2 separate regions of the Homo sapiens genome follow, and region 2 is linked to region 1. A link is a contact called in ENCODE Hi-C or POLR2A ChIA-PET data. All regions are on one chromosome and are shown on one strand. Each heading gives the region's core, a stretch centred on a gene start or an enhancer-like site at or near the end of the contact. The rest is flanking DNA. Distances are from core to core; before and after follow the strand shown.

Evidence for each region. A loop is a pair of places that touch in the nucleus more often than their neighbours do. ChIA-PET counts read pairs that join two places held with the same protein, here RNA polymerase II (POLR2A). Pooled maps may share reads with other maps.
Region 2: a loop to region 1 is called in a pooled map, with 4 times the contacts of the local background. The contact joins two enhancer-like sites. A Hi-C loop is called at or near these places in 3 of 37 single-sample maps with no recorded cell type and 2 of 50 pooled maps. POLR2A ChIA-PET finds 5 or more read pairs at or near these places in 1 of 52 experiments (OCI-LY7).

Annotation. Positions count from the first base shown.
Region 1 is chrX:40,296,004-40,301,348 of GRCh38, forward strand. No RefSeq gene overlaps it. Among named protein-coding and RNA genes, the nearest start is that of LINC03099, 36 kb to the left of the region's middle. Within about 2 kb of position 3,313, at least 4 of the 41 ENCODE cell types and tissues checked have a DNase peak (open chromatin) inside an H3K27ac peak, as active enhancers do.
Region 2 is chrX:40,417,167-40,422,618 of GRCh38, forward strand. No RefSeq gene overlaps it. Among named protein-coding and RNA genes, the nearest start is that of LINC03099, 160 kb to the left of the region's middle. Within about 2 kb of position 3,910, at least 3 of the 41 ENCODE cell types and tissues checked have a DNase peak (open chromatin) inside an H3K27ac peak, as active enhancers do.

The DNA.
Region 1 (5,345 bases), core at 2,063-4,562:
AGCCTACATGAATGGGACTGTGACCTTATCAAAGAGGTGTGAGGGAGCTGTTTGTCCCTTCTGTTATGGGAGGCCAAAGCAAGAGGTGCCATCTGGGAAGCAGAGAGCAGCCCTCATCAGACACTGAATCTGTGGGTGCCCAGATCTTTGATTTCCCAGCCTCCAGAACTGTGAGAAAATAAAATTCCATTCTTTATCAGTTACCTTGTCTCAGGTATCTTGTGTTATAGCAGCAGAACAGGACTAAGATAGGGTGTGAACAGACAGTGACATGCCCCCTTGGGACATGGGGAGGCCTGGGAATCCCCTGATAGTGAGCTTAGGGCTTTCAGGTAGGGAATTCTGGGTCTTAGGATCCCAGAGTGTTTCCAGAAGGGGAAAACGGGCTCCAGGCGGGTGTCCCTTTCGTCCTGTAGACTACGTGCCCACCGGGGTGGCCAGAGCAGGGGCCTCTGCAGCATGGGACCCAGTTCTAAGGTTGCTCTTGTCCTAGAGAGCAGACTAGGCCTTGCTCAGTAGAAGTGCTGTGTCCTTTGAGCTATCACTCATTTCCTTTCCCTTTTTTCCTGAGCAGCTGCTAGAAACCCTTGTTTGAGCTATTCACTTGCCTGGAACCCATTCTTCCAAGGGTGATGTTTCAAATATTTTCGCCACTGTATAGGATAGGCAGTGGCCCATCAGAGCAGATGCCTACTTAGTGCCGAACCCTCTGCTGCGCCAGGCATTGATCCTTCTGTTGCTGGGTCATGGGGAGATAGAGGAGGGGCCCGAGCCACAAGGAGAGATATTGAAGGAGAGGCTTGGGGAAGGAGCCATTTATTATCAGTAAAAATATTTCAATATTTTAACAACTATTCCACTGTACCTGTGAATGTCAGCTCTGCATTCTCTGCATCCTCCTTGGGTTTTATTAGGGGCAGCACTGTGTTTAGCTAAAAGACTATACCCCCAGCTTCACTTGAAGCTTAGAGGTGGCTGACGACATATAAGGGCAAACCTTCAAAGAGGCTCCTTGAGCTGGGAGGATCCCTTTTGCCCTTTGCGGTTCTTCTTCCTAAACCTGTCTGCCTGGAATGATGATGGTTGGAGCTCTAGTAGCCATCTTGTCATCTTGGAGATGGAAGCTCCATGCTAATGAAAGCAAAACAGAAATATCCAAGGAGGCTGGGTCCCTGGTGACTACCATACCAACCCCAAACTGCCCACCTCTGGACTTCATTTTATCAGACATTAAACCTCAGATTTGGCTGGGTGTGGTGGCTCACGCCTGTATTCCCAGCACTTTGGGAGGCCGAGGCGGGTGGATTGCTTGAGGTCAGGAGTTCGAGACCAGCCTGGTCAACATGGTGAAACCCCGTGTCTACTAAAAATAATAATAATTAAAAAAATTAGCTAGGCATGGTAGCGCATGCCTGTAGTCCCAGCTACTCGAGAGGCTGAGGCAGGAGAATCGCTTGAACCTGGGAGGTGGAGGTTGCAGTGAGCCGAGACTGCGCCACTGCACTCCAGCCTGGGTGACAGAGCAAGACTCCTTCTCAAAAAAACAAAACAAAACAAAACAAAACAAAACCCCCCTCAGATTTGTGTAAGCCTCTGTAGTTAGGTCTCTGTTATTAGCACCTGAACTCAAGTGCTAATTCATTTCCATGCCAGTCCTCAATGCCCATGTCTCCTCAGGGCTGGTCCAGAGTCAGGGATGCAGATGGAAAAGGAAGCTTCATTTGGTGAGCACCTTCCATGGGCTCGATGTGTTTTGTCAGCTAATCCTGAAAACCATTCTGGCCATCAGTGTTGCTCTCCTCAGTTTGACAGGTGAGAAAACTGGTCTGAGAGGTTACATGGCTTGACAGTGGGGAGGAAGGAGCAACCTGCTCCACCACAACTGAGGTCCCCTTCGTGTCCCTGGAGGAGTGCCCTGGGTGACCCTCTGAGGCTGGGCATTGTTGGCTTGGACTGATCCTCATTGGCACCCAAGTGGACTTCTGTCTGTCCAGAAAATTAGGGGAGATGAGTGTCAGAAAAGAGCCTTTATAAATCTCCTGTCTTTCCTCATTCTTACTCATGAGAGAAAACTCCAGAAAACTTCAATGAGGATAGGGGCCAGAGGGTAGGGAGGAGCTGTGAGGCAGGCAGGCAGGCAGTCTTCTGCCCTTTGTGCTCAGAGAATCACAAATCCCTCGGCAGAGGAGGAGGAGGAAGGGACCCATCTCTGAGGCAGGGGCCTCTGAGGGGCCTGAGAAGGTGTTCAGGCTTTGAAGGCTTGGAGGCTGCGGTGTCCTCGGCCTGGAACACTTGTTCCCCGTGAAACCTGAAAGTCCACCTTCTCCCTGACCTCTAAGGGCAGCTGCAGCAGGAAGATAATTTTCTGGGGCAGATTTATTATCTCAAAGGTCACTAGTAAGCACCGGTGAGCCCAGCTCCTGGAAGACAGGTCCTCCCGCCGCTCTGCCTGACTCACTTCCATTTCTAGTACATTTTGAGGAGAGGGAGAATTTTCCAGAAGCCCGAATTCTTCCTTTAGATCTCCCTGAGTTCCACATTTCCAGCTTTCCTGTTCAGGGGCCAGGGCCTCTCTTTCCTCCCCCTCTCCATCTGCCCAGGAACTTGCAGAGGTGAAGCCCAGCCCCGACACCCCTGCAGAGCGCAGCCCTGACACCCCTGCAGAGCGCAGCCCCGAGCAGGAGAGAGGAGCAATGGATTTCTCAGCACTGGAGAAAGAGCGAGGCAGACGCAGGGCAGGAGCACAGGCTGGAGGCTCAGAGGACCTCCTCAGGGCCCTGGCTGCCTCTAACAGCCTCTCCCTGTCCCTGACTCCCCTCGGAAAATGTGACCGGCCAGGCCCTCCGGACAAGCCCCCGACGCGCCTCCCCCTTCACAGGCTCTCAGGCGGAGGAGATGGAAAGCAGACCCTCCCGAATGTTTAACTTCAGCGGAGATGATAATAACTTTCCCATGGACGCAACTGTATCCTTTCCCTGTGTTCCTTCGGGGATCCCGAAACTCCATACGGTTCTCATTTGCAGCTCGTTCCTGAGGAGGCCTCATTTCCTCGCCACACACCCCTGATGTGGTCAGGGTCTCCCTCCCACAGCCCGGGCGGGGGCGGGGCGCGGGTGGGGGAGGGAGCTTCCCTGAGCTTTTCTCTAACGCCTGCCCCCACCCCACTTTGCCAGCCCTGGCCTCCCCGATCCCTCCCTTAGCCTCTGCCCTTTCCCTACCACGGCCCCCAGCTCCAACACCTCAGGCCTTTCAGCTCCTGCTCTCCACGGCCAGGGACCGCGGTCAGGGCTGGGGCTGTTCCCTAGGCAGAAGTGTCCTTTCTAGAATTTTCTAGCACCCAGCCCGATGGGCATGTGGAATGACTCCAGGGGTCACCATTAGCATTGTATCCTATGTGAATGGCGCCTCCTGGAGTTATAAGACGAATGGTTCCCCTGCTAGGTCCTAAAAGGAGAGTCGCTTCCCAGCCCCTTTCCAGCCAGGAAAAGACCCCAGCGGCTTTTTCCCACACCTCAACCCCCTCTTGCCAGCCAGCTCTGCTCCTTAAGCTACTCCCACCGCACCCCTCTCATAACTTTGATTTGCAGGAAGCCAAGAGGAGTCCGAAGAGGAAAGAAAAAACAGGAGACTCTCACTTTGCCTAGCACTTTGGTTTGGTTGATATTAACACTTTCACATTTACTGTACCTTTCAAGCTTCAAAACACCCCTGTCGGGGGCTTTGGGGAGGAGGTTTGTTATCACATTTGACAAAAGAAATGAGCAAGCAGAGACCCAGAGAGCATTAGAGGAAGAGCCTGGGTCCATTAGGTCCTGTTTCTGCCCCTCCATTTCAGAGGTCAGGAGGCAGGAAAGGAGGAAACGGAAGGTGAAGTCTCCTGCTCCAGCATATGTCAGCTGTGTAACCGCGCATGAGTCACGTAACCGCTCCGTGCCTCGGTCTCTTCATCTGTAAAATGGGCACGATGATAGCATAGCTCTGGGTTAATAAAGGGGAAGTATTAAGAACAGTGCCAGGCATGAAGTAAATGCTATTACTGTTCTTGCTGCTGATATTATGAGATGTGAATGAAAGATCACGGAACTCTGCTTCTCTTTTCCTCTCAGTCCCCAGTCTCCAATACCCCAGTCAGAGAACTTGGATGACAAGTAAACCCCGTTGATGGTGCTGCTGTCTTCTCTGCATCTGGCTGTCACTTCAGATCTGGCCATCATGTTTGGTTTTCCAGGCCTGGTTCCAGTGCATTCGATCCCCCTCTCCCCGTTGCCAGCCGGCCAGGGTCCGCCTGGGCCTCAGGGGTCCCAGATTTGCCTTCTTGGTTGCCCAAGGTCTCAGTAACCCACAGAGAAGCTCAGGAGCGAGGCTTGCCCTCAAAGGCCGGCCCTTCAGGGCGGTTCTTTTGTCTCAGGCTGGACCCAAGATAAATAGATGTGATTAGGAGATCAAAGCCTTTTCCATGGGTTTGGCCTGAGGGGGCCCTTTGATCGGCCAGCCATCCCTTCACTGCCACCCACATCACCCCCACCACCCCTGTGTCCTCTCTGCTCAGAAACCCTTCCCTGCTCTCCAGCTGCCGCCTCTGCTCCCCAAGCTGGGCCAGGCAAGCCTTGCCTGGTGAAGGGTAGCTGGGTTTCCCCCCTCCAGGTTGTTTACTAAATCACCAGTTCGAAGCCGAAGCCAGCACGCTGCAGCAGGTCTGCGAAACCCAAATGGTTTCATTTTGAGCCTCAGTTGCAAAACCTGAAATCTTGATATGCTTGTAAATGATGGGCGGTGAATCACGCTCTCTGGGTATCTAATTAGATACAGGTCCTGCCCGGTCGCCTAGAACTTCACCCAGTAAAGAGAGGGATCATTACGAGCATTCTTTCTTTTTCCTTTGAAAAGAGTAGGCATTCCCGTGTAAGTGCTTATTGCGGAGAACCTGTGGAATTTTCCTTAATTGCTCAGAATGTACCCTCTGCCATTGATGGGCTCCTGTTCAGGCTGTGCAGGCAGGCAGCTAAGCCCGAAACTAGAAGGGATGTATGTTTATTACTGGGCACATTACAGGACAGGACACCTCCTTGCCATCAATACAGGCCATGGGGGTGTTGGCTGGCCTGTCCCTGGGGCTGTCGTCCCTCTGTCTTAACACCATAGTTCTCTGGGCCCTGCTCAGGGAGTTGACAATGTGCAGGGCAACTGTGTGTCTGCGAGGGGAGAATTTCCTTGTAAGAACACAGTTGTCTGGGAGATGGAGGACCGTTTCAGGAGAGAAACTCTAGCGGGGAGGGACACCCCTGCTCTGAGATTCCCTCGGGATGGGGGCAGACAAATGGGGAGCTCTGGCTGCTTTTATACTT
Region 2 (5,452 bases), core at 2,660-5,159, 120 kb after region 1:
TGAGGTGCCACCTCTGTGATATGATCTTCACCTCTGCCATGTCCATGTCCCCTGCTGGCAGTGGCTGAGGGCCCCTTTGCTTCCCCTCCCCTCACAGGGGTTCTTCTGCTCTTCCTCCCCTCAGGTCCAACTCTTGTTTCTCTAGAAGACCTTCTTTGCCTTTTTTTTTTTTTAAGAGACGGGGGTCTCACTCTGTCACCCAGGCTGAAGTGCAGTGGTGCAATCATAGCTCACTGCAGCCTCTAACTCCTGGGCTCAAGCCATCTTCCCGCCTCAGCACCCTGAGTAGATGGAACTATAGGCATGCACCACCATGCCTAGCTAAATTTTTTAGTTTTTTTGTAGAGATGGGATCTCGATATGTTGCCCAGGCGTATCTCCAACTCCTGGCATCAAGCAATCTTCCCGTCTCGGCCTCCCAGAGTTCTGGGATTACAGGCACGAGCCAACACACCCAGCCGTCTTGTTTGCCTTCTAAGTGAGTCTTCTCTGCCACAGCTTTCTGTTCATTCTCTTCCTCACCATTCTCTTTGTGCTCACTTATAAGGCCCACAGACTCTCTAAACCACGGAGGGCCTGTTGATTCATCCTGGATAGCTCCTGGACTGGGCTAGAAATATTACAGCTGGAGGGACAATGGAGTTGATCCAGTCCAACCCACTCACCATCCCTATCTCGTAGAGGAGGAAACTGAGGTTCAGAGTGATTCTATCATAAGTTACAGGCTGGTCAAAGAATAGGAAAACTACATGGTTTGGGGGAAAACTACATGGATTTGGCTTCAGAAAGCCTGTCTGGTAATTTGGGCTCTACTACACTTAACCTCTTCATGTCCATATCTCCAGCTCGAGAATGAGTTTAAATACTGGCCCCTTCCACCTCAATATGACTTTCTAAGGCCGACAGAATTACAAAATGTCAAATGCATGTGCTGGACAAAGGCTACATGGTATTAGTGTTGTCGGTGTTACTGTTATTATTTAACAAGGCTAATCCACCAGTGAAGGGAATGAGCACACATCACGAAATTAATTATGGATGTTTTAAAAATGACTGTTTATATTGAAAGGAAGGCCTCACATTTGCCGCACAATTTCAGGATAAGTCGTGTTTTGAAAAAATATTATTATTCAGAGCTGTGTTGATTAGTTTCACTCCTGTTGCTAAGCAACAAGGTCCTTTGTAGCCTCTGCAGTGGTGGGTTTTGTCTGGGGTGGGGGCGGGGAAGGGGATGGGGAATAGGGAGAGGAAAGTACATTACAGTAAATTATTCTGCTGGTTCAGCCAATTCCAAAGTTGCCTCAAAAAAAAAAATCTACTTCTTAATAACCTATGTGATTATAGTGGTTGGATGAGGAAGGCCAAACCTCAGTCCAGAGCTCACCACTCATCCATGACTTGAGTTTCAGGTTTGGCAAGACTTGTGTTTACTAGCCCAGGACTGAACCACACAGCCCAGGGTTTGCCACCACTGATGTTCATCATGGCTCAGCGAAGGCAGCCTTCCAGCCCGGGGATTAGGGGGTCGGGAGGCTATGAGGAGAGACTGCAATGAATCAAATGATCCAATCTCATTCAATAGCTGCTGTGGCCTGCCAGTCTAATTCTACCACTTGAATGGGAGCCATCCTGGAGTAAGCCAAATAGCGTGTTTTCTGGACCAAAATGAAGACTCATGAATATTCGAAATTCACTGAAGACCCAGAACACATGACCCCAAGCAATACATGGAATTAACCTTATGGAGCACCTACAGTGTGTTAGGTGCTTTGCTGGGTTAGCTCACTGACTTCTGGCACCCACACTAGGAAGGATGTGGTAATGTGGCCACTTTGGGGACTGGGGTTCAGAGAGATTAAGCAATTTGCCCAAGGCTTTACTAGGGCAGAGCAAGGATTTAAACTCAAGTCTTTCTGTCTCTGAGTGCTATGTTCCCACTTAACTGGGCTGCCTGCCTTTACCGGTGTAAGAGGGGCTGGGAAGGGCATGAAGAGCCCATCTTGGGTTTGGATGAAGGTGGTTTGTAGCTTCTGTTAGGTTGAAGCCCGCTCAGTGGGTCTCTGATTTCATCACAGACAGCTTTATTTGTGGTACTCTTCCAGTCACTATTGCTGCATAACAAATCACTCCAACTTAGTAGCACAAAACCATACCTATCTTATTGTGCGCAAGGATCTGCTGGTCAGGAATTTAGGCAGGGTGCAGCTGGATGGTTTTTTGCTCCTCGTGGCATCTGCTGAGACCACCCAGTGGTGAGTGGGCTGGGTCTGGAGGATCCAACATGGCTCCACTCATATGTCTGGTGCCTCTGCAGGGAGAAGCTGTCACCCAGAGCATCGACATTTGGCCTCATCAGCACAGCAGTCTTGGGAAGGTTGGATTTCTTATGCGACAACTGGCTTCCCCCATAGCAACTGTCCTAAGAGAATCAGGTGGAAATTGCATGTACCTTTCTGGCCCAACCTCAGAAATCACATGATATCACATGTCATAGTCTATGGGTTGAAGCAGTTATGAGCCCACTCAGATTCAAGGGCAGGGGAGATAGAACCTAGTTTGTTGATGGGAGTAGTATCAAAGAATTTAGGGGCCATGTTTTAAAATGGCCATAGGTACCAAGTTCCTCATACCAGTGAGAAATGGGTACTCAAAAAACTCTGGGTGCCTTGAAAATTGCGGAAATGTATGAGCAGTAGAAATTTTGATATTCAATACTGTGAACCTCACTCGTTTTGATGAATTTAGAGGATGGCCAGTTTAATAAAAGATAGGGTTAACTAAAAGCTTTTCTTTGAGTGTTTTCAATTAATTAATTACCTATTGTTTTATTTTTAGAGATAGGGTCTCACTCTGTTGCCTAGGCTAGAGTGCAGTGGTGCAATCATAGCTCACTGTAACCTTGAACTCCTGGGCTCAAACAATCCTCCTGCCTCAGCCTTCTGAGTAGCTAGAACTTGAGGCATGTGCCACTATGCCTGGATAATTTATTTTATTCTTTGTAGAAACAGGGTCTCACTATGTTGCTCAGGCCGGTCTGGAACTCCTGGCCTCAGGCTTTCCTCCTGCCTCAACTTCCCAAAGCGCTGGGATTACAGTCATGAGCCACTGCCCCTAGCCCTGTTTTGAGTTTTATGTTCAGATGTTGTCATCAGCTGAGGAGTGTATCTTGCTGATGAGCTAAAGATTCATTTGTAATTAGTGGTCCTATTTGCATACTTTTAAAAACCTTCTTTCCACTGTGATCATATTTACCATAGTGGTTTGGTTAGAGAAGCCTTTTCTCATTGTAGAAATCAAGTAAGATGATGCAGGTGAAAATTACTTTGGATATTCTAATGAGTTCTGCAAATAGGGGAGATGATGACTCTAGTCAACTTCAGTTCTGGTCAAGTTTCCAACTGAAGTGATATGTCTTAATGGATTTTATTTTAATGTGTTAATGAAAAATGGGCCAAAGAGACGTGCATGCTGGAATTCAGAGTATTCTGAAGATGAAATTTCAGAGTTCAGCTCCTCAAACTCAAAATTCATCTCATCTGGCCTCAGAAGATTTCAGAAGGGTCACCAGGTTGCAAATATTCTTGCCTTATTTTTGTTAGAGAGAGGAAATAAGGGGCAAAGCTTTTGCCTCTGTCTTCCTAAGACTCAAGGGCAAAGGCTGTTCTAGAACCCCCAGATTCTGCCCTAGTCTTGCAGGAACTGGAGACAGAAAATTGACACAGGAAGGTGTGGGCCCTGAGAGCAGGATAAGATCAGGCATTGAGCCCTGGTATGCTTCTGTTGCTATTCCACAACCCACCTCAAAACTTAATGGCTTGAATGGCTTGAAACAATGAGTCATTGTTCCTTTCAATTCTGTGGGTTGACTGGGCAGTTCTTCTGCTCCACATGGTATTGGCTGGGGTCACTCATGCAGCTGCAGTCAGCTGGGAGCTTGACTGGGGCCAGAACATCCAACCGGCCTCCCTCACATGTCTGGCACCCTAGTAGCTGGGACTGAAATGGCTAAAGGCTGGCTGGGTCTCACTTTCTCTCCCTTCGTAGTCTCCATCCCCCAGGGCCTTTCTCCCTCCACATGGCCTCATGCTCCAGCACGGCAGCCAGACCTCTTTATATGGCAGTGGGCTGCCAAGAGAACAAAGGCACAAGCTGCCAGGCCTGTTAAGGCTGAGACCTGGAATTGGCACGAGGTCACTTCCATCGCATTCTATTCATCAGAGCAAGTCACAAGGCTGGTCCAGATTCAAGGGGAAGGGAAATAAGTCTCTACCTCTTGATGGGAGTTATGGGCGGCCATATTTGGGGACTTCCACACCAACCACAGCTTCTAGGCTTAGATAAAGGCATTGTGCCATCAGAAACCTCAGACCCAGCTGCTCCTTAACAGGTAACATCTCAGTTTGACCATTTGTTCATCCAACACCACCACAATAATAACCGTAGCTACTACTTATATAGCACATGCTATGTACCAGTTCCTGTTCTAAAGGCTTTACATTGATAAACTTATTTAACCTTCACAATAACCCTGTCCGCTATTATTATCCTCGTTTTACAGATAGGAAAACTGAGGCTCAGAGAGTTTAAATGACTTGCCGAAGGTCACACAGCTAGTTAAGTGGCAGAGCTGGAATTCAAATTCAGGCAGATGGTTCCAGAATCTGTGCTTTCACCCATTCTGCTATCTTACCTCTCATTCCTTGATGCTGTGTGTCAAGCTCCACTAGAGTTGCTTAGGATATTGAGATGCATAAGCCTATCTATGACAGAGACTGTTCCCCAGTATACTACATCCCCTTCTAACATAATACTCAAACCCTGATTTTCAGGTGGGCACATGGCCACTTAGAAGAAAGATTACATTTCCCAGCCTCCTTTGCAGGTAGGCATAGACATGTAATTAAGTTCAGGCTATTGGATTACAAGTGGAAGTGACAATGTGGCTGCTTCCAAGAACCTTCCTTAAGAGATGGCTGATATTTGACCATTGCCTCCTTTAGTTTTCATCTTTTGCTGCCTGGAATGTAGATGTGATGGCTGGAGCTCTAGCCACTATCATGAACCATGAGAACAAGGGCTTCACCTTCATCAATGTTGGGATCTGGAATGGTAGGCTGAAAGGAGCCTGGGTCTCTGAGATCTTCTTAGAACAACAGCCATTTCCATGCTGAACTGTTTATCTCTAAACTTTAACACACGAGAAACTGCTCTCACGTTTAAGCCACATTGCAATTTTGAGTCTCTAGCTCCTAGCCAAACCGAATCCTAACTGATAGAGTCCCTATCCCCCAAGGAGCTCACAATCTACTGGAGCAAAGTCCATAATTATGATCAAAGCAGAGTGAAATAAGTGGCCTAATCACAGTGATCACAATTTATAAACCAAGACTGAGGACAGGTAGCCTAAGTACAGGATTATGGGGTTGCTTCCAATTGGGAGAAATAATCTGGA